Regions from separate parts of the Mus musculus genome. Here region 2 is linked to region 1. The links are chromatin loops, found by intact Hi-C in ENCODE. Cell type or tissue: left cerebral cortex. All regions are shown on one strand. Links, peaks and the distances in the headings refer to the core of each region. The heading gives the core; the rest is flanking DNA. Region 1 overlaps Ccser1 (coiled-coil serine rich 1). Region 2 overlaps Ccser1 (coiled-coil serine rich 1).

Region 1 (11,881 bases), core at 1,284-9,283:
AAGATCCCCTGATATGGACATTGACATCATTTGCATAACTTCTGTATGACATGACAGCAACCAGGTGTTACAGGCATCTCTGTGTTAAAGGAAAAGAAAGAAAAAGCACTTGAATGTGTCTCTCCAAATAAGCAGGACAGATTTTCCTACATAAAATTTTTGTTTTACTTTTCAACAAAATAAATTCCAGCTGTTTTAATGAAGAACAAAACAACTTGTGTCAGCCCACATGAATTATGATGCTTCTATATATTCTGCTCTCCAAAATCCCTCCCGTGCATGCAGGTGCTCAGGCAGCCGTGTGGAGGCTGCCCAAGCTACTGAGGATGAGCAGACATTGTCTGCATGACTGACATAGTCCCCCCTGAGATCTGCATCTGAGTTCATTATTCACGAAAATATGCTTTGGCAAATATTTACAATCTTGCCTTGGGTATGCTAGCTGACACTGCTGCATATTGGGTAATGAAATCTAAATGAAGTAAGAAAGACCGAGTCCTAATTTGTTTATTTGTCTGCTTTTACATAAGTGCTTTATTTTAATGGTAAAGTGGGTTTTATGTTTCCTTATTTGGCATTTCAAAGCATGTCCGTGCATGCGTGGATAATTTAAGAGTAATAGCAGCTTCTCACTGATATTCAGAACAGTCTCCCATCTACATGATTCTTTCCGCATGCATATATTTATAAATGTTATAATTTCCCAGTTAATTGCTGCAGAAACAAACAAACAAATCCATGGGGTTCTGTTAAACTTTGATCAAGAAAATATTTAAAATTTGTTCAATTTCGAAAGAATTCATTGGAATGGAAGTAAAAGCATTTAAAAAAATAATTTTGCATCCATAATAAAGTGACTGTCTCTCTAAACTCTATATGATGTTTTTCCATATTTCTAGAAGATTTAGTGATTAGGGGAGTAGAATATGTGAGTGCCACTGGAACACTTACACAGGCAGGGGCTTGTGTAGCCTGAGAAATAATCTGTAAAGTGGACTCACAAAAAAAAAAAAACAAAAAACTGTGTCATTTGAAAATTTAGGTTTATGCATATCAAGAGAAAGGCTGATGACCGTCAACAATTAGATAACAAAAGGATTTCTAGAAAAATCATCCTCCCAACAAAATGAAGATAGCTTCAAGCAGCTAGCCAAAAATCTCATTAAATGAACTGTATGCAAGTGTATGCATGCACATGTGTGCATGTGTGTCTAAAGTTCTTGGAAATGAGATACTTAACTAAGGAAAATAAACTAATGATCCAGGGAAAGTTACAGCATTTAAAAACATTATACTAAATTGTGGATTCTCAAAAACAAACAAATATTGGTTCTTAGGCAATCATAACATTTTATACCAGAAAACATCTCAGTGAGAGTAAACTTTCATGTAAAGGCCCCGTATAATTACCTCCAACACATCTTGACTGAGGAGTCACTGGTAGGATGAATTACATAACCATATGGAAATTGTTACATCAAAGTGCAGCAGTGGGAGTAGGTAGTTGTGAAATTGTACCTCTGTACAGAAATCCAGCGATCTACCCAATAAAATCTAATCTTTTATGGACCCAGGGTCCTCCAGAAAAATAGAGACTTCATGAATCAACAGTTATAAAATTTAAAAATTAGACAATGTTGATTCTCTTCCAATAATTAGGATTTTACTGGCAATGAGCTAGGTTTTCAGCAGTAGACATAGTTTTCCTCTTGGTGAGCATGTCTTAAGAACAATTGAAGAACTATTAGCTACCCCAAAGTTGTATGTGTGTCACTACTGAATCTTTAGGCATGCTGGTCATTGAGGTGTTTCATAGGTGCCATTGCAGGGTAGGACTGTTGGATGCCCCTCACCTTTGGGAGCTTGACTGATACCTTCTAGAGTATGAAAACTAGTCCTCAGGGATGAAGCATTCATGTCAGTTCTAGCTCATAAGTCTCTGGGCTCTATTTCTGAAGTACATTGTGTCTTCCACTTTAGGGACTTACCTCCCACCCCTGGGGTAACAAGGACTAAGGCAATAGGCTCTATGTTTTCAATGTCACTGAATCATAACCAACTAGTCAAAAGAGTTCTCTGCCTGGTATTATGGTTTTTGTTAAGTGGTCTTTGAGTCATGTAGAAGGTACCCTCAGTTTAGATGAGAAAATTTTATTAAAACTATGTATGTGTATTTATCCGTAGAATCACATGTATTATTGTTTTTAATTTTAGGTAAGTAATTAATAGTATGATTCTTGGTGAATTTTAAAGACATCCTTGTTGTTATTTTACCCAATTCCTTCTTTTTTTCATGTTTACGTCCCTCCTCTTTCTTTAAAGAGCCCCCCTTTTCCTATTTGCATAATCAGATCACTTTTATCTTGCTATTCTCCCTTCTTAATGCCCTCCAAGCTCCTCTCCTGTCAGTGCATTTAAAACAGTGTCTATTTATGTGTTACGTTCATCTATAAATATGTTAATCTCACAAATATTTTATTTAGCTTTAATTCCCCATTGTTAATAGCTATCAATATATATATATATATATATATATATATATATATGATGCCTAATGTTTAAAATTATATTATTAAACATAATTTTAGCTCCCCAACACTCTGAACAAGACTAGGAAAAACATACCTTGACTCAGGTTTATCAAAAAAGCAAGTCATAACACAACTTCCTCCTCCACTCAGATGACTGATCACTTGCTTTTAGCTTTGTGTCTCTGTCTTGGACTACATCAACCCAAAGAAACTGAATTCCAAGCACATCCTGTATTGTTGTCATGTTACTCTATATTTTGTTCCACTCGTGCATAATATTTTCAGAGATAGGAGGAAGTCTGAGAGTTTTCTTCACTGCTTAGAATATTTCCCAACTCTGGGCTATTTTTGAGACGTCAGAACATATTAAAGGCACTTCCTTCAGGATACATGTCTGTAGCTAGATTCATAAATATGAAAAATCTTATGGCTTAAAAAACACTTTCACATATTTCTCTTTGGAGAGTAGAGATGCTTTGAAAAACATATTTGAAAACAGGGTGGAAGATCAACATCTATAAGGGAATATAAGCTCTTACAGAATTCCAAAACAGAGACCAGGAACCCAGTGCAAAGCACATCAGAATGAAAGTAGTTAAACAGAGAGAGAGAGAGAGAGAGAGAGAGAGAGAGAGAGAGAGAGAGAGAGAGAGAAAGAGAGAGAGAGAGAGAATTATGAAGTCAATTTCTTATTTAAATGTAGCCAAAACAGTGATACTATTGATAGAAGTTTACATATTTTCATAAGTCATTTTAAAAGCATTTATAAATTGTCATACATGACAAATAGATGGATGGATGGGTAGATGATAGGTTATTAGATGATAGATAGATAGATAGATAGATAGATATATAGATAGATAGATAGATAGACAATAACTAGATAACATTTGTATTGGCAAACTATCATTAAAATCCATCACACACAAATTTAATATCCAAAGAACTTATAGACAATGCAATATGGTTACTCTGATAACATACACAGATTAATGTTTCACTGATTTGCTTCACAGTAGAATACCTAGCTAAAGTGTGGAGTATTCTGACCATGAGCTATAACACCTCCTCTAACAGAAGAAAGGAGCCCATGTAGTTTACTTTCTGAAAGTTAGCATTTCTCATTAAGACAACCAAAGTAATGCTGGCTAATCAGTCTCATAACTTTTTAATAATACTATGATTTTTATGTTTTATAGCAATGCTGCTCCTTCTTTACGGGCCCTGCGTTCCATCTAATAGATGACTTTGAGCATCCACTTCTGTATTTGCCAGGCACTGGCATAGCCTCACAAGAGATAGCTATATCAGGGTCCTGTCAGCAAAATCTTGCTGGCATATGCAATAGTGTCTGAGTTAGGAACTAGAGAAAGTACCCAAGGAGCTAAAGGGGTCAGCAACCCTATAGGAGGATCAACAATATGAACTAACCAGTACCCCACAGAACTGTGCCTCTAGTTGCATATGTAGCAGAGGATAGCCTAGTTGGTCATCAATGGGAGGAGAGGCCCTTGGTCTTGGGAAGATCACATGCCCCAGTATAGGGGAATGTCAGGGCCAGGAAGTGGGAGTGGGTGGGTTGGGGAGCAGGGCCAGGGGAGGGTATAGGGGACTTTAGGGATAGCGTTTGAAATATAAATGAAGAAAATATCTAATAAAAATGAAAAAATAAAACAAAGGGAAAATGCTGCTTTATTTTGTAAATATTCAGTTTTTAAAATAATTGTTAGTAGTATTTTCCTAGAGGTTTATGTCCTAAGTTAATATCATACTTAGAAAATTACATTTAAAATCTACAACAGTAAGAACAGTCATTCATAGTACCAAATTCTGTCTTAGTTAGGGTTTCACTGATGCAAACAGACACCATGACCACAGCAACTCTTATAAGAACAATATTTAATTGAGGCTGGCTTACAGATGTTCAGTCCATTATCCTCAAGGTGGAAGCATGGCAGCACCGAGTCAAGAATGGCTCAGGAAGAGCTGAGAGTTCAACATCTTTTTTAGAAGTCAAACAGGAGAAGACTGGTCTCATAGTGAACTCCCACAGTGACACACTTTCTCCAACAAGACCACACTTACTCCTACAAGGCCACATCTGCTAATAGTGCCACTCCTGGGTCCAGCATATTCAATCTACCATATTGTCAAAAGTTTTAACTCTGATGATCTACTTCCTCCCAATAGACATTACATCATAATATTCCATTCAGCTATATACTCATCAATAGATAAATTCATTGACACAACAATGCCTGTAACCTTGCAAAGCAGCACCACCTAGTGACCAGGCCAGCACCTGAGCCTTTGGTAACATTTTATATCTAAAATATACAATATGTGCTTGCAATATTTAACAAAATGCATCCAGGCCTGGGGATGTAGCTTAGCTGATAAATTCCTTGCCTAGGATGCATGAAACCCCGAATTTGAGCCCCAGCACCATATAAATAAAATTTGGTGACACATACATATAATTCTATCATTTGGAAGGTGCAGACAGGAAGAACTTAGCTTCTGCTTTATAAAGCATCGGAGGCTGACATAGGATACACAAAACACTGTCTCTGACAAAGGGAAACAAAACAAAGAGTAAAAGTTATCACTTGTGTGCTGTTTTTTTATATTCTCTCTGTCTCTCTCTCTCTCCCTCAAATAGACTTTTTCCTCATGTGATATATCCTGAATATTCTTCCCTCCCTCTATACTTCCCAGTTCCTCCCACACAGTTCCTTTCCTCCCATCTAATGCCACCCCCTTTCTCTCTCTCTTTATAAAACAAACATGTGTCTAAGATAATAATAAAATAAAACTAATGGAATAAGATGAAACAAAAACTAATATATCAGAGTAGTACAAAGCTGACAAACAGAAGAAATGAAGATGAAGAGGAGGTACAAAAAACAGAGACACATTCATTGGACACTCAGGTGTCCCATAAAAACACTAAAATGAAAGCCATAAAATATATGATAGAATCTGTATGGTTAAAAAGGGAGAAAACGTATAAAATATAATATAAAGTTAACAGTAAAACTTACAAAAGCAATAAGAAAATCCTTGCATGACATTAGGAGGCAAGGAACTTGCAATGTTTCCAATAAGTTACTTTTCTGTTAGCCATTGCAGGACTTTCAGGCTACTGTTAGATGTAGTTTGTTTCTCCAGTGAGAATCCCATGGGAAAAAATATATCTTCATTTGCAAGTAGTTATTAATTCTAGATAACTTCTGGGTATGAATGAGCACTTGCATCTACTTCTTTCAGTTCATTTAACCCCATCTGGTGCAAACTCTTGTAAGCTCTCTTTCCTTGGTCTCCTTCAATTTATTTGGCTCTGAAATTCTTTTTTTTTCTTAGATATTTTCTATATTTACATTTCAAATATTATCCTCTTTTGTAGTTTCCCCTCTGGAAATTCCCTAGCCTCCCCCTGACTCCCCTTGCTCCCCAACACACCCACTCCTGCTTCCTGGCCCTAGGATTCCCTGTGTTCTTGTGTGATTGGGTTACCTCACTTAAGATGATATCCTCTGGATCCATCCATTTGTCTAAGAATTTCATAAATTCATTGTTTTCAATAGCTGTGTAGTAATCCTTTCTGTAAATGTACCACATATTCTGTATCCATTCCTCTGTTAAGGAGCATCTGGGTTCTTTCCAGCTACTGGCTACTATAACTAAGGCTGCTATGAACATAGTGGAGCATGTGTTCTTATTACAAGTTAGAGCATCTTCTGGGTGTATAGCCAAGAGTGGTATTGCCGCATCTTCCTGTAGTACAACGTCCAATTTTCTGAGGAACAGCCAAACTAATTTCCAGAGTGGCTGTACCAGCTTGCAATCCCAGAAGCAATGGTGGAGTGTTCCTCTTTCTCCACATTATGACATGAATCTGCTGTCACCTGAGTTTTTTATCTTGGCCATTCCTACTGGTGTGAGATGGAATGTCAGTGTTGTTTTGATTTTCATATCCCTGATGATTAAGGATGTTGTGCATTCCTTCTATGAAGTCACAATACTCTGATACCTAAACAACACAAAGACATGACAAAGAAAGAGAACTTCAGACCAATTTCCCTTATGAATATCAATACAATACAAAATCTCAATAAAATTCTGGAAAAAAGAATCCAAGAACATCAAAATGACCATCCATCTTGATCAAGTAGGTTTCATCCCAGGGATGCAGGGATGGTTCAATATATGGAAATTCATCAATGCAATCCACTATATAAACACTGTCAAAGACAAAAACCACATGATCATCTCATTAGGTGCTGAGGAAGCATTTGACAAAATCTAACACCCCTTCATGATAAAAGTCTTAGAAAGATCAGGAATTCAAGGCCCATACATAAACATAATAAAAGCAATCAATATACAGCAAACCAGTAGCCAACATCAAAATAAATGGAAGAAACTTGAAGCAGTCCCACTAAAACCAGGGACTAGACAAGGTTGCCCACTCCTTACCTATTCAATATATCACTTGAAGTTCTAGCCAGAGCAATTAGACAACAAAGGAGATCAAGGGAATACAAATTGCAAAAGAAGTTAAAATATCACTGTTTGCAGTTGATATGATAGTATACATAAGTGACCCCAAAATTCCACCAGAGACCTCCTAATAAACCTGATAAACAATTTCAGTGAAGTAGCTAGATATACAATTAATTCAAACAAATCAATGGCCTTTTTCTACACGAAGGATAAACAGGCTGAGAAAGAAATTAGGGAAACCACCCTTCAACATAGTCACAAATAATAAAAAATACCTTGGTGTGACTCTAACTAAGCAAGTGAAAGATCTGTATGATAAGAACATCAAGTGTCTTAAGAAAGAAATCAAAGAAGATCTCAGAATATGGAAAAATCTTCCATGCTCATGGATTGGCAGGATTAATATAGTCAAAATGGCTATTTTACAGAAAGCAATCTACAGATTCAATGCAATTCCCATCAAAATTTCAACTCAATTCTTCCCAGAGTTAGAAAGAGCAATTTGCAAATTCACCTGGAATAACAAAAAAACCCAGGATAGTGAAAACTATTCTCAATAATAAAAGAACCTCTGGTAGAATAACCGTTCCTGACCTCAAGCTGTACTACAGGGCAATTGTGGTAAAAACTGCATGGTACTGGTATAGTGACAGAGACAGATGTATCAATGGAATAGAATTGAAGACCCATAAATGAGCCTATATAACTATTGCTACTTGATCTTAGACAAGGGAGCTAATACCACCCAGTGGAAAAAGGCTTTTTCAACAAATGGTGCTGGCTTAACTGGTGGTTATCATGTAGAAGAATGTGAATTGATCCATTCTGATCTGCTTGTACAAAGCTCAAGTCTAAATGGATCAAGGAACTCCACATCAAACCTGAGACACTGAAACATATATAGCAGAAAGTGGGGAAGAGCTTCGAAGATATGGGCACAGGGGGAAAATTCCTGAATAGAACACAAATGGCTTGTGCTGGAAGATCGAGAATCAACAAATGGGACCTCATAAAATTGCAAAGCTTCTGTAAGGTAAAGGACACTGTCAATAAGACAAAAGGAAACCAACAGATTGGGAAAAGATCTTTACCAATCCTAAATCCTATAGGGGGCTAATATCCAATATATACAAAGAACTCAAGAAATTAGACTCCAGAAAACCAAATAACCCTATTAAAAAAGAAAAATGGGAGTCGGGCGTGGTGTAGCACGCCTTTAATCCCAGCACTCAGGAGGCAGAGGCAGGTGGATTTCTGAGTTCGAGGCCAGCCTGGTCTACAAAATGAGTTCCAGATCAGCCAGGGCTATAGAGAAACCCTGTCTCGAAAAACAAAACAAAACAAAACAAACAAACAAAAAAAGATACAGAGCTAAACAAAGAGTTCTCAACTGAGGAATACTAAATGGCTGAGAAGCATCTGAAATTCTTTCTTCCTCCTCAGTTCCTTACACTCTGAGGACAGGGATTTGCTGGACATATTCCCTTTAGTAATGATTGTTGAAAAGTCTCTTACTCTCTGGAAAATGACTGGTGCTATGTCTCTGCATTTGTTCCTATCTTTTGCAGGAAAAATTTTATCTGTTAAGGGCTATTCATGGTACTTATCTATGGGTATAGCAGAATGTCATTAGGAGACATTTTTTACTTGTTTTTGTTGTTGTTATTGTTGTTGTTTAGAACAGAATTTCTTTGGCTATACTTTAGGTTACCCTAAGTTCTTCGGCTATCTTGTTTCATGTACTTGGCCACCCAAGCTTGGTAGTGTATAGGTCCACTTCTTAGAGTCCACCTTAAAAAAATAGATAATTAAAAAAAATGCCATACTTGCACCAGTATAGCTTTCAAGCTGCACATCATTGCATATTACAGGGTTTCTGGCTGGAATGTTGTTTATATTTCTTCATTGGTAGCATTCAGAGTACCTTCTAATACCAAAGACACAGAGGAGTGAAATTTCAATGTAAGCACCATTTCAACTACTACCTGTTCAATGAGCTGCATAGGTGTTGTCTTCAAAAATAGGGCCTTACTTTCAGTTTACAGAGAGCAACATACATTGTTAGCAACAGCATAGGTTGTTGGGGGTTCCTATCAGAACACTTTGACAAAACAAAATTAGAATAAACCGAATCTTGGATTGGTGCCTTTGTTTGGTGGCAAATGATATCTTGTTGGGGCTCTATTTCCCCATTACTTAGTGACTTCATTGAAGTCACCTTCATATATGTATATCTTTCAGGAAGTTCTACAATATTAGGTTTCCTAATATGACCCTTCACATGTCCCTTAATTTTAGCTGTCTCTCTGCATTTCCTAACTTGCTTCCTCCTTCTCTCTCCTCCCTTCTTAATCCTTCCATTTCAGGCACTCTCATTCATCTTTTACTGTGTGTTCTATTTCTTTTCCTACAAAAATCTATTTGAATCGGCTTTTTCCCATTCCTAATCTCTTATTCTATATGTAACCTCTGCGATTTAACAATTATACCTTGATTATCATTTACTTAGCAGATAATATTCATATATAAGTCAAAACATACCTTATTTGTCTGCCTCACTTGGTATGATTTTTTTCGATTTACATCTACTTAACCCTGCATTTCATGATTTTATTTTTACATCTAAGTAATAATTGTATAAATGTACCACATTTTCTGTGTCCATTCTTCTGTTGAGTGCCATTAATGTTGTTTCTAGTTTCTGTTTATTATGAATAGAGCAGCAATGAACATGTTTGAGCACATGACTCTCAGTAGGATGAAGCACCTTAGGTATAAGCGCAACAGTGATATAGCTGGATCTTGAGGTAGATCGATTCTCATCTGTTTGAGAAATTGCCAACTGACTTCCATAGTGGATGTACAAGTTTGCACTCCTGCCAGTAATAGATGAGTGTTCCTCTTACTTCACATCTTCCTGAGCATGAACAATTACTTGTTTGATTGATCTTATCCATTCTGACAGATATAAAATAAAATTTCAGTATAGTTTCGATTTGCATTTTCCTGATGACTAAGGATGTCATTGGAAACATTTCTTTAAGTGTTTCTCAGCCATTTGAGTTTCCTCTTTTGAGAAGTCTGTTCAGATCCTTGGGTTCTGAAATAATTGGGTTATTTAATTTCATGTTATCTGGATTTTTGAGTTGTTTATATGTTTTGCAGATTCTATCAACATGGTACTGCCTATCAGATATGGTTAAAAAACTTTCCCTATTATTTAGCTTGGAATTTTCCCAAAAGATGGTGTCCATTTTTATGTAGAAACTTTTCAGTTTCAAGAGGTCCCATTTATTATTATTTTTTAAATCTTAGCTACTATGCTAATGGCATTCTGTCCATAGTTTAAGGCTATTTCCCACTTTCTTTTTTTGTGTTTGTTTGTTTGTTTGTTTTTTGAGTCAGGGTTTCTCTATGTAGCCAAGTGTCCTGGAACTCACTCTGTAGACCAGGCTGGCCTTGAACTCAGAAATCCACCTGCCTCTGCCTCCCAAGTGCTGGGATTAAAGCCCTGTGCCACCACTGCCCAGCCATTTCCCACTTTCTATTCTATCCCATATAGTGTATTTGGATTTATTTTGAGGTTTTTGATCAATCTGTAGTTGTCTGTTCATGTTGATAAGTATGGATCTATTTGCATTTTTCTACATACAGTCATCCAGTTCAAACAACATAAATTGTTGTACATGATCTCCTTTTCCAGTGTATATTTCTGAATTATTTATCAAAAACCATGTGCCTACCTGTGTGTGGATTTATGTCTTGGTCTTTAATTTGATTCCATTGATCATCTTGTCTATGCCAATACCATGCTGTTTTTTATTATGATAGCTTTGTAGTAAAACTTGAAATTGGAAATGGTGATACTTCCACTCATTCTTTTATTATTCAAACTTGTTGCAGCTTTCCTGGATTATTCTGTTTTTACATGAAAATGAAAATTGTCTTTTCAAGATTTGGGAAAAGTTGTGTTGGAATTTTGATGGGGATTCCTTTAAATCTGTAAATTGCATTTGGCATAATGGCCAATTTTTACTATTAATTCTATGGATCCTTGAGCATGAGTCTCCTGATATCTTCTTCAATTCCATATTCCAATGTGTTATAGTCTTTCATTTGCTTGGATATACTTATCCCAAGATCTTTTATATTATTTGAGACAATTGGCAAAGGTGTTGTTAATTTGTTTTCTGTTTCAGTCTGTTTGCATTTGTACACAGAAAAGCTACTTATGTATGTCAGTTAATGATGAATCTAGTTACTTCACTGAAGGAGTTGGAGTTTCCCTTTGGAATTTTAGGGTCACTTATGTATACTATCATATAATCTTCAAATAAAGAAAGTTTGACTTCACAATTCAAATATGTATCTACTTGATCTCTTTCATTTGTAATATTGCTATAGCTATGATTTCAAGTAATATGTTGACTAGGAGTGGTGACAATAAGCAACCTTGTTTTGTTCTCGATTTTAATAAAATTGCTTAGAATTTCTCTCCATTTAAATTGATTTTGGCAATGATTTGCTGTAACCTGCTTTCATTATGTTGAAGGATGTCCCTTGTTTCTCTAATCTCTTTAGGGATTTTATCAAAATAGGCTGTTGTATTTTGTCAAAGGCCGTTTCTAATGTGAATCTAATAGTATGTCTTTCAGTGAGTTTATATGGTCCATTATATTTATATATGTTTACATATGTTAAATCATTCTTGCATATCTGGGATGAAGTCAAGATGATAATGGTAGATTATCTTTTTAGTGAGTTCTTAGATTTGGTTTGCAAGTATTTTACTGAGAATTTTTATATTTATGTTCATAAGAAGATAGGTGGAACAACAATATGAA
Region 2 (11,881 bases), core at 2,109-10,108, 520 kb before region 1:
TTAGACTGTTAACTGAATATTCAGCAATACAACAAGCAAAACTGAAAGCAATGAAGAAAGCATTCATTTTTACTGTTGTACAATTACAGGGCAAACTATTGTGAGTGAATGATACAGAGACAGATTAGATGTGTAACTAAACCCTAGATCAAGCCTTAGCATCGACACACATATAATATGGGCAGTCTGTCCTTCTTGCCGCATGGCTGAGGGAAGTTCAGTGCCGTCCCTGAATGTTCACATCCTCTTTCTTCCTCTTCACCTTACCCCACACATGCTTATGCCTAGGAGATAATGAGAGGAATTTCCCTTTATTCTTTTAAAAATATGTGTGGTAGTGTAGATCTCATAATTTTAAACATATTCTGACTTTTCATAAAGAGATTGCATATCAATAAATGTTACTAATGTGGGGCTTTTTGAAGTTAGCTTGATAATGAATTTTATAACAAGTATTAGGATGAGAAGAAAATCAGAAGCAACTGTAAGGTGCTTCTCAGAGAATGGGTGTTGTAAAAAGGCTAGTATATAGGACCATGTACATTCAGAAAATTAGGTTTGGATTTATAATTCATCATTTTTACCTTCTATTTCATGCCTCTATGCTAGTCACTCTAAGCGAGTCAGTCTGTACTGTGGCAGAAGCTCGTGGGAAGCAGTTGACTGGTTATGTCGGTGGAGCAGCAACAATGACCGAATGGATAGGGGAGGATGACAGAGCACACCTGGAATGTCACCTTCTAGAAGCTATTCCTGGCAATAGCATTGGTCCCATTTTCATTTTGGATCTTGTTTTACTACCAAGGGGTATTTATAATCATGAAGATTTAATAGCTAGAAACCTGGTAATGGTAGTCCATTGAGGCTTACTATGGCTTGTGGGTGGGAAAAAATGGGAAAACTTTGAACAATTATATGATGAACAAACTCTGGCTATGATTGTGATAAATGCAGAATTATATTTATACACACCAAACATCACACAAATATATTTATATTTATATAAATATGTATGTATAAATATTATAAATTACATTTATAATATAATATAATCTTTTCTCAGGATGTCATATTACTTTACAATTACATGCTCTAAAATAAAAATGAAAGTAGGTCGTGAAAACAATTCATCAAAACTGGAATATTAATCATGACATGAGTCCATTGCTGAAGAACTATGCTATGTGTAAAATGCCAATGAAAATAACATTGGTCTAAAGATTGAACAGTGGAAATCTGACTAAAAACAAAACATTGTCTGAGGATAAAAGGGGTCTATGGTGATGAAGAAGGTACTGAACATATTCTTTATCATGTTTTTTGGTATTGATTTCATGTCACACTGTATAAAACTGTACACTCAAAAAGATATTATTTAATATAAAGCAGTCTTAATGAGTTTATTTAAAATATAAGTAAGTTAGTAGGAAGGAAACTAAAGGCTGATAGTGTTCAAACTTTATAGAAGCCACATCAAAAAAAGTGTAAAAACTTTTAAAGAAAATTACATCTTTATTATGCATCCCAAATAAACAGAAATTTATCATAAAATAATAGGAATTATAATTTCTCAAGTTTACTTAAAAGTATAACACACACACAACTCCCCTTTAAAAATCTGTATATATAGTTTAGATAAAGTTTTGCTACAAATATTGATAATACTTTCTCTAGAAGTCATAGATTATTGAACAAATATCTCAGTGCTAGGAAAGAGAAACCACCCTTCTATTTGTGGGCCAGTGGGAGGGAAGGAGTTTCAAGAGATTCCCAAAACAATGTAGGCCACTGCTATTGCCTTGCCTTCCTTCTAGAATGTGAAGATAATACTCTTTTGCTAAGGAAACCTAACACTTTGGACATAGAACTTGGAGAGATCAAACTGGGACAGACCTGTAAGCCTCACTCCTGAGTACTAGGTCTCATAGTACCAGAAGGTACAATGTAAGGTGCCAAGGGAGAAAAGTGATTAATAATTCTACTCAGCGGTTAAATCTGTGGAACATAACAACAATGACCAGCACAGCAACATATCCCCAGTGGTGCAGTAGTGGCACTTAATCCTTTGGAAGTAACCAACAACTATGTAATTGGACTTAAGACCACTTGTTAGGAGGGAGGTCACATCTATTATTATAAAGTTAGCCCACTATTTGTGGCTGGGTAATCCTAGATTCCAAAGGAGAAACTATCACTATTATATTCCTAAATCAAATAGCATCTAAAAGCATTATAAATAGATATGCTTATATTCAAAAATAAAGTTCTTACCTGGCATTAAAGAAAAGTCTTTTGTGACGAATAGAAACTTGTTATAGAGATCTACAACTACTTAAAATGCAGGGCACACATGACCCTGTGTTACCTGGCCCCCAAATGGCACATGTACAACACAACCAAAACTAAGGCTCAAGGAAAATCATGGAAAAGAAGGCAGAAAAAGTGTAACTTCCAGAGGAGCAGGATGGCTGATGTAATGGTGTCTTTTGGGTGTGACAGGAAAGCCGAACTCATGAAATCTGAGCAGCATGGCTGTCTAAACAAAACTGCATTATGATCACACCAGTTGACATGCCAATGTGAATAGGAAAATTTTCACAAGAACCCGTCTCAAGATGGCTATAAGCAATAATGGTTGCTGAGGGAGGAACAATTGAATTTCACCAGTGATAAGCCTTGGATAGGTCATCCAATGCCAAAAAGTACGTGTGAGAAATACTAAATGGACTTCAATAAATTCTATCTATCTGTCTATCTATCTATCTGTCTGTCTGTCTGTCTGTCTGTCTGTCTGTCTGTCTATCTATCTATCTATCTATCTATCTATCTTACAATACAAATTATAGAAGATGTAATGAATTTGAGACAGAATGGAAGAGAGGGAGGATTTGGAAGGGATAGAATTTGGAATGGTTTGAAATGATTTAGGCAGAATGTGCATACTCATTTATGTTATTTGCAAGTGTGTGTGTGTGTGTGTGTGTGTGTGTGTGTGTGTGTAGTATTGGCACCTTAAAATCAGACAGATTTGAGGGAGTCAGGATTTCTGCTTATTCTCTATATGTAACATGTTGTGATTACATTCATCTCAAAATATCAGCCTGTGTAATCAAGGCATGTTTGAAAGCACAGTGTACTGCTTTTCTGAATACATAGGCTAGAGCAGGAACCCAGTACAGTTTGATTTTGACCCGTGGGACTTAGATAATCTTTTGTAAATAATTTTTCTTACCACTGGATGCTTTTCAGGGGTACTGAGTTTTGAATAATTCATCACTATTATAGGCTATTTCAGAATAAGCTTTCTAATTTAAATATTTTTCTTATTTTTATAATATATTAAATGATGAGTTGTTGTCTTAAATATTGACAAGTTAAGACATGTTATTTTAAAACCTGGCACATTTCTTTATTTTAAATAATCTAATTAAATTCTTGAAAACTTTTTTTCTCTAGATATTTGTTAATTGCCCAAAATACTATACAACCTACTTAGGATAGCAATATAGCTGAGATAAAACGCATTTCTCTTTTAAATACATTAAACACTAGAAACAAATCTCATCAATGTTTGATAAAGAACATAGGCTGTTGCTTGCATTACCATTGGTTTTGACTTTACCACTTAAAGATGGGATACTTAAGTAAAATAAATTTAAACTAGTAAATGTTCTTTGAGAAAAAAAAGAATGCAATAGTTAGGTGTGTACTGGAATTTATTACTCCTGTTATTTATTTTGGGTTTACTTCTGAAGTACTCAGAACATTGGTTTTGATGTATGTCCACAAACAAATGGAGGTAATGGCCCACCATTATCAATTAGAAATTAATTAGGTAGTTGCTAAATATTTTGAATTTGATGAGAGTCATTATAAGAATTCTTCTGTGGGCTAGGAATTCCTTCTGTGACTATTAATTAAGAAGGTAATTTGTTATTAATTTCTAATGGGCAAAGTACAACAGAGTTGAGATGAAGCCCGGTGGCTTTGCTAATATGAATGGCAATGTAGAAAGAATTGCAACATTAACTCAGGGATATTGTAAAAATCAGCTCTGAGTTTGTATGGGCTGTGAGGTACCTAGAAAAAAAGAAATGGGCATAGGATGTCTTGAACTAGATTGTGTAAAACTCAGAAACTTGTGCCACTTAATTTTGGAGATATAAGTTGACACCTAATAAATGTATGTACAAAGAAAGCTATGTTACTTGGGCTGACAGTGGTCTCCACAAGAGCCATAGACTACTTAACAAAAAAAAAAAAAAAAAAAAAAAAAAAACTTATCAGATGTGAGAAACCTCTGTTTGAATTGTTAATTATGTTAGTTCAAGTTTTCCCCAAACAGCATCATCAATTGCTATTGTCCTTGGATGACTCTCAGAGGTTGAAGATTAAGTCCTTATTGTGAAGACACTGAACATTTGGGGCACATGACTCATAGTACTCCAGCTGTATCTAACCTTATATTGTCTCTCCTACTGTCTAGTTTCCATAGTAACATAAAGCAGTATGCAAGTTGACAAGAGAGATAATTAATAATCTCATCTAACTGCAAGACCTATGAACTACAGCAATGATCAGATTAGCATGATATCATTACAGGTGCAATAGTGACACTTATATTTCCAGGTAACCAACAACTGCCTAATTGCACTGAAGACCCACTCAACAGGAGGGAAATCATGTCTCAAACTAGAGACTGCCAACTAACTGGAGCTAGGGAGAGTATGGATCTGGCAAGAGAATCTACTTCAGCCTACTAATTCCTGACTACATCTTAAACTTACTTATATGCCCAGATAAAGGTCTGTGTAGCTAACAGCCCTCATCAAAGATGCTTCTTTTTACAGAAAATGGAGACTTGGTTACTTTCCATTGCTGTGAAGAGACAAAGGCAACTTATAAAAGAAAGCATTTAGCTGGGCAGTGTTGACACACAACTTTAATCCTAGCACTCTGGAGGAGAGGCAGGCAAATCTCAGAGTTCAAGGTCAATCTGGTCTACCGAGTGAGGTACAGAATAGTCAGTCTCAAAACAAAACAAAACAAGTCAAACAAACTAAGAACAAAAAGGACAACATTTAGTTGGTGTTTGCTTACAGTCTCAGGGGATTAAGTCCATGATGGTCATATCCTGGTTCAGAACAGCAATAGTAAGGAGCAGTACCTGGGGGCTTACAACCACAGGGGGGCGGGGATAACACGCTAACAGGGAATTTGAAAATTTGAAACTTAAAAGCCCATCTCTGGTGATGTACCTCTTCCAACAAGGTTCAGTGTTCAAATGATTCTTAAAGAATTCTGCCAATTATTCAAATATATAAGTCTATGGGAGCCATTCAGCCTACCACAGAGACCATCATAAAAAAAAACAATTGGAACAATGCTGAGAACAAACGATTGTGTGCGCTAAGGCCCAGGGGTTACCTCTGCATTATAACTCCTACACCTAAGCCTATGGAAACATCATGGAAAAAGGAACAAAAAGATGCAAAAACCAGAGAAGTAGGAAGCATACTGTGAAACTGTGATTCCTACAAATCACTGTGCACATGAAACCTGAGTAATGATAGTAACAATAGTCCCAATGAGCATGGAGAAAAGGGGAAAATCTCATAATGTCTGACCGCTAGACAGAGAACTAGAGACAACTAATGACTGCTGAGAACAGGAGAGTTTGTTTCTCCCAGTTGCCCTCCAAAATGGTTATCCAATACAAAGTAGTCAGCCCTGAAATTATACAAACATACAGAACAATATGAGACTAAGTAAGTTTTATTTATATATTTGTGCATTCACACGCATACATATATATTTGTGCATACACATATGAACACATATATGTACATCATTATTGTTTTACACACATATTCACATATAATAGGAAGCTGAAGAAATATCAAATTTGTGATATATATTGTACAAAGTGCCCATCCAGGCACAGAGTCCTTTGTGGAATTGTTGAGGATATAATTTATAAAGACACTCTGCTATCTTATTTAAAATTCCATTTGATTTTCCAGAACATATGTATATTCTATCAGGGATTAGTGAAGGAAGACCTAAAAGATCTTTTTTTGTCAAGGATTAAAAAGTTAGGAAGTTTAAGAAAGGGTTAAATATAGGGTTAAATTACAGAATTGTGGGTGAAACTTTTTACCTATTGTTTGCAATATGCAAAAGTTCTCAATGATATTAAGTTGCTACAAAGAACAACAGTAATGGGTTCCCTGGAATTCACGGTTTTCATCACACTTAGCTAATATGCAACTATGACACAAGTTAGCACTTTGAGGTTTCATCTGCTGGCTTTGTTCTCTTTTATAGATGGGCTGAGTTAGGGTGCTAGCCTCTGCTTGGCGGCCATTAGATGGCAATCTTGCTCTGATAATGCAGATAGAAACCCTGTGGTGCATTTGTATTCAATCTCATAGTTTACAAGGTTTTCAAATATGTTATCTCATCAAATTATCAGGATAACTCTACAGTAGGTGATAATGTGACCCAAATACTGTGGAGGAAGAACATAGTCTGAGGTTAAAAACGTCTCCAGTCAACATTCACTGAGATCTTATCATTACATGCCGGGTTCTTCTCAACTCTTTCCAGGCTTTGCTGCATCTAATTTTACATACAACTCCAATATATTGGGTTACACATTTTCCAAGGTCACTGAAAATCATAGTCGCATCTTAAAAGGAAGTGAGTATTTCAAGTAAGCATGCTGACTGTGGAAAATAAGGATCATTAGCTAAAGAGCTGGGGAAGGCAAACAGATTTGCAACACTGACAGAGTCATACAGCAGAACAGTGTGGGGTCATTTAATGCAGAAACAAACACCTCTATCCACACCAGCGGGAGTAGGGTTTACAACACTGCATTGTGCAGCTCCTATGCTTGTGAATGTTGATGTGATAGCTCTGTATCATGAAATCCGATGAGCTGGAGAGACACCAAGTCTATTAAATTCACCTTGCAAATACATCCATGTAAATTGTTTCACACTGTGTTAGGTGGTTCCTGATAGCCACAACTATCCAGAAAGTATCATTTCATAAGGATACCCATCACAAACATTTGAACATGTTGTAACTCGCTGTCATATCCTCTACATTTCCCCTAGGATCTTAGAAATCTTAGCTAAAATATGAAGATTGCATTGTGATGAATTTCCTGACCATCATCCTTGTAAAAAAAAATTACTTTATACTCTACCAATAGAATCTAAGAAAGTCCTTTTACTGGACCATAAGATTTTATAATGGACAATGATATGTAATTTAAGGGCATTTAAAATTTAAAATTCATTGTGTTTTGCTTATTTGATGTGCTTAATCAACCAAAGTAATAATTAGTTAAATAACTTCATACTTTCCTTTCAATACTCCTTTTAACTTATCAATTTTTCTTAATACCCACCTGGATTCAGTGTTTTTAATATGTCACAGAATAATATCTTCACAGGATAGGAGTTTCAGTATAAAAGCCTTCATGTTTCTTTCCATTTCTTCCACTTTGTGTTTTTCACCCCCACCCAGGAGCAATTGATTAATATAGAAAATTTGTGCCTCAGTCTCTTACAATTTAGTCATGGCATCCCTTATACAAGTTTTTGAATAATGGCAATAACTATCACTATATAAATGAATATGTAATTAGGAAAATGAGTGCTGGTATTTCTTTGAAGTAATATAATATTTATATATTTAAAATTGTTCACCAACAAGAAACATAAATTTCAATCTTTCCTGAGATAGAAGAAGAGATAAGAATCATGGACATTGACATAATTACCACAAATTCAGTTTAAATTGTGTGAATAATGACTTCCTATTCCTTGAAATTTAAAATTTCAATTGATAATTTTATGAGATTCTGTTAAAGAATCTTTCCTTTTAAATTTTTTATTAATTTTATCTATAAAATGTCCCAAAGTTTACACTAGCATTCAACACTTCCTAGTCTCATGAAGACTGCCTTCCTTGTGTCCACACATCCTAGATTTGGAAGACAGTTGAAATCAGATCTGAGTGCTTTGGGAATATTAGTGAATATAGTGGACGCCGTGATGTTGCTCTCTAGTACTGATCAACAACCAGTTGATTAGACAAAGCTCAGCTGTTGTTTACTAAAGTGAGAAGAAGTCAGCATTGCTGAATTCTGGTAGATTCCTGCCAAAGAAAAGAAACATTATTAAAAATTTGAAGGTGCCTCAATGCATATGTTTTAAATTGGCAACTGCACTGCAATTTGGTAAATATTCTATGATGGTTCTGGTAGGGGTGGAACCAGCAAGGAGGGGCTTAATGATTCTGAAGTTATAAACTGTCAGTTGAAGCTTTCTTATCGAGGAATTGTTAGGTCTTTAGGAACATCTCTGTAATGAAAATTCATTATTTAAAATAGCTAAGACTGAGGGAGTAGATAGTGATGCTGGTGGAAAGATGAACGTGGAGTAAAAGCTCAGTCTCCCCGATGTGGAAGCTTGGAAGATAGTACTTTTAACTACATCCAAGCCTTGCTTTCACTATCAAGGGATCACAATCACCTGTCACGTTTCCTGGACAGCATCTCAAGCATCCCTACTTTAGTTTTCCCAAATCCACACTTTGCTAGTTCCCTTCACTGGGAAAAATGAGTGATATTTCCAACTCTAGAGAGCACACACAGATCATAGAAGGGTTTGTCTGCTTTACACCTGGCACCAGGAGAGTTAGATTAAACCAGAACCTAGACCTACTGAACTACAGGAAAATAAATATGTGCTCTTACCCCAGTATTCTCATAGCTTGCCGCTAGAGAGGATTTCCCGAGAACGAATGTACAAGTATCGCCTGCAGACGTCTCAAGTAGATTTTCTCAATAAGGTTTAGATGAAGAGATGAAATCTTTCCTGTACTAAAGAATTCTAAAATTTTATTGAATGTACTCCACACTGGCACTCTGAAAATAACAGGCTTTATAGGAATGTTATCTCAATAATGATTTAAAGCTGCTGTCCCTGTGAGCCTAACTGTACTTGAAGATGATGAGATGGAAAGTGGCTTTTGTCTGTTTTTCCTGGTGAAACTTTTGGGGAGTCACATGCATGCACAGACTGAACAATTTTTCCAACATATCAGTACTGATAGCGGCATTGGTTGGTCTCTTCATATAGATCATTCATAGGTCAGAACCTTATTAAGCTACATATGACTTGTGGTAAACGATTATAAATGTAGTCTAGTGAAAACGGAAATAGAAGCTACCCCTATTTATGTCATAGTGTAGCTTCATCCATTAGTTGAACTCACTTGGGAAGAGGGAAGAGGGACTCAGATGGAGAATTGGCTCCATTGTATTTGTATTGACTTTGAAAAGGTCTGTGGGTCATTTTTAATTGTCACCCAAAGCAAGGCTCTTCAAAGCGATTTTCCAAATAGCTGACAGAAGAATAATCTAGTCTCAATCTCTGCACATCTTAGGTTTTTATTACAAGCTTAACCTCCTGTAGTCCATTCTTTCTAAGCTCACAAGATGTGCTGACATGCTAAAGTGATCTTAATCCTAGACCTATGTAAAAGTCAATATTCCCATTATCTTCATTACAAAATCCAATTTCATTAACAGCTAACAAAGCTCTCATGCTTCAATACTTTCACTTTTGCTCAACTTGATTTCTAGCAAATATTTATTGAAGGCTTACTTTACCAAATACAAGCCAGAAAGCAAAGAGTTTAAGGTGAAGTTGGTTAAAACAACAGCAGCAGCAGCAGCAGCAGCAGCAACAACAACAACAACAACAACAACAAAACATAATGAAGAAATTTCAGTGGGCCCTGGGAGGAGTTACCAAGTTGGTGATGGCTTGATGGTATCTGAGCTTTCACAACAAAGAGACATGGGGTTTGGGTAATATAGCCAGGGTGGGAGCTAGAACTTAACTAAGAGAACATGTCATACAACAGAGAATGACCCAGAAGCTCAACATGCTTGGATATCCAGTGATTGACATGAATGTGCCATCTCATCCTTTATCTTGAGTTGCTTCCAGTGTTGATTCTCAGCTGATCTTCTTTTTCCTGCATTACTGAGCATCATGTTAAAAGAAATATCATTCATACATTTGAAGAATAATTCATATTTACCATTTGAAAAAAAAACCAAGTATAATACAATACAATGATTATGATGATTAAATAATTATATTTAGAAGAAACAGTATTTCTGTGATCTACAGCATGTTTGGCATACTAGGAGATAAAGCACAATAAAGACTGACAGGGGAACATAGTCTCTCATCAGGAACCAATAGAAGAATACCTAAGAAATACCAATGTCTAACAGAAAGTCAATAGAACAGTATTAGACAGACAAAAACAGTCTTTAGGCACCATCATGTATTGCACTATATTTTCTTTTATGTCTTATTAGATAAAGTTCAAGATCTCTAATCAGAAAATAAAAATCTGAATTCCTTCAACTCTATGTGGAACTTTGCATGAGTGGTGCCTAGCCAATAATGCCTATGAACCTATTTTAATAAACAGAGTTATTCAGAATCTGTAACAGGTTGCCCACTAGCACACTGGAGAGAGAATGCACAGTATGTAAGCGTGCACAGGCTTCACTCTTCACTTCTGCTGTGAAATAAATGTTTAAGCATTTGAATAAGTAGAGAGAGAACTTGTCCTCAGGTGTTTGACTCTGCTTGAAATATGAGCATATATAACTATAAACTTATTAATCATTATTGTGCTGGCTAGTTTTATGTTAACAGGCTAGAGTAATTAGAGAGGAGAGCGCCAAAATTGAGAAAATTGCTTAATAAGGTCTGGATATAGATAAGCCTGTAGGGCATTTTCTTAATTAGTGATCATGGCAGAGGGCCCAGCCCATTGTCAGTGGTGCCATCCCTGGGCTGGTGGTCCTGGAGTCTATAATAACACAGGCTGACAAGCCATGGAGTGCAAGCCAGTAAGCAGAACTCCTTAATGGCCTCTACATCAGCTTCTAAGTCTAGGTTTCTGCCCTGTTTGAATTCCTGTCCTGACTTCCTTCAGTGTGGAAGTGTAAGCCAAATAAATCCCTTTCTCCCCAAGTTGCTTTAGCAACAGTTACCCTCACTAAACCAAATACCAATATCTCTATGATCTGGCAATATATTTTTCTACAAGAAATGCTAAACTTATGTTTCTACCAGACTTGTTATTGAATTATGATAAAAATCTTATATTTAAAATGTGTAAATGTTTTCATATAATTAATTAAAAACCCTTTCAAAAGTGTTTCTATAAAATAAGGGTGTAATATATCTGCAGGCACAAATGAAATTAAGTGGGAATTCTTAAAAATAGGTAAATATCAGAGATAACTTTCCTTTTAAACAAAGTAGCTATTTGCAAATGTTAACAGACATTTCATTGAATTTATTAGGTAAACTGTTGTTGCCCTCTGGTGACTCCTAGTTTGATCACTTATTTCTTGATGACTCTATAATAGACATTGAAGAATTAGTAAAATTTACTGGTATATTGAAATATCCAGCCGTATATCTCAAAAAGATATCAACTTAAGTTTACGCTAATGTTGTGCCTTATTGTATAAGGACACTAACATCAGTGAGCAAGTGCCAGAGGACCAGGAAGTCCACTGTGACACTGTCTCCTAGGAATAGCTACAAAATCAAGACCTAAACAATGGACATAATAATAGACATGTTAATTCCAATGGAGGAAAAGCTTGTAGTGCCCCACCCCTAGGCAAAAAACTAGGAGACAGTAATGAATGCTGAGAGAGGGAGAATTAGCCTCACTCAGAGATGAGCCCCTAATTGTTTGTCCAATCAAATGGTCTGTCTTGAAACTATATAAAAATCCATGTTGAACTCAGCAGGTTGTT

The links. A loop is a pair of places that touch in the nucleus more often than their neighbours do. Peaks named below come from ENCODE experiments on the same cell type or tissue, not always from the same donor. Only the 100,000 strongest peaks of a DNase experiment are listed, where the experiment ranks them.
Region 2: it touches region 1 in a loop (2.4-fold over the local background); 2 of 42 quality-filtered maps call a loop at or near these places.

What each region holds. Positions count from the first base shown.
Region 1 is chr6:61,898,100-61,909,980 of GRCm38, forward strand. The region is part of intron 9 of Ccser1 (coiled-coil serine rich 1); the gene reads left to right. Among named protein-coding and RNA genes, the nearest start is that of A730020E08Rik, 720 kb to the left of the region's middle. In left cerebral cortex, for the core only: a CTCF peak has its summit at 4,814 (motif pointing left); DNase peaks (open chromatin) are centred at 1,473 and 4,828.
Region 2 is chr6:61,376,364-61,388,244 of GRCm38, forward strand. The region is part of intron 4 of Ccser1 (coiled-coil serine rich 1); the gene reads left to right. Among named protein-coding and RNA genes, the nearest start is that of A730020E08Rik, 200 kb to the left of the region's middle. In left cerebral cortex, for the core only: a CTCF peak has its summit at 6,371 (motif pointing right); a DNase peak (open chromatin) is centred at 6,376.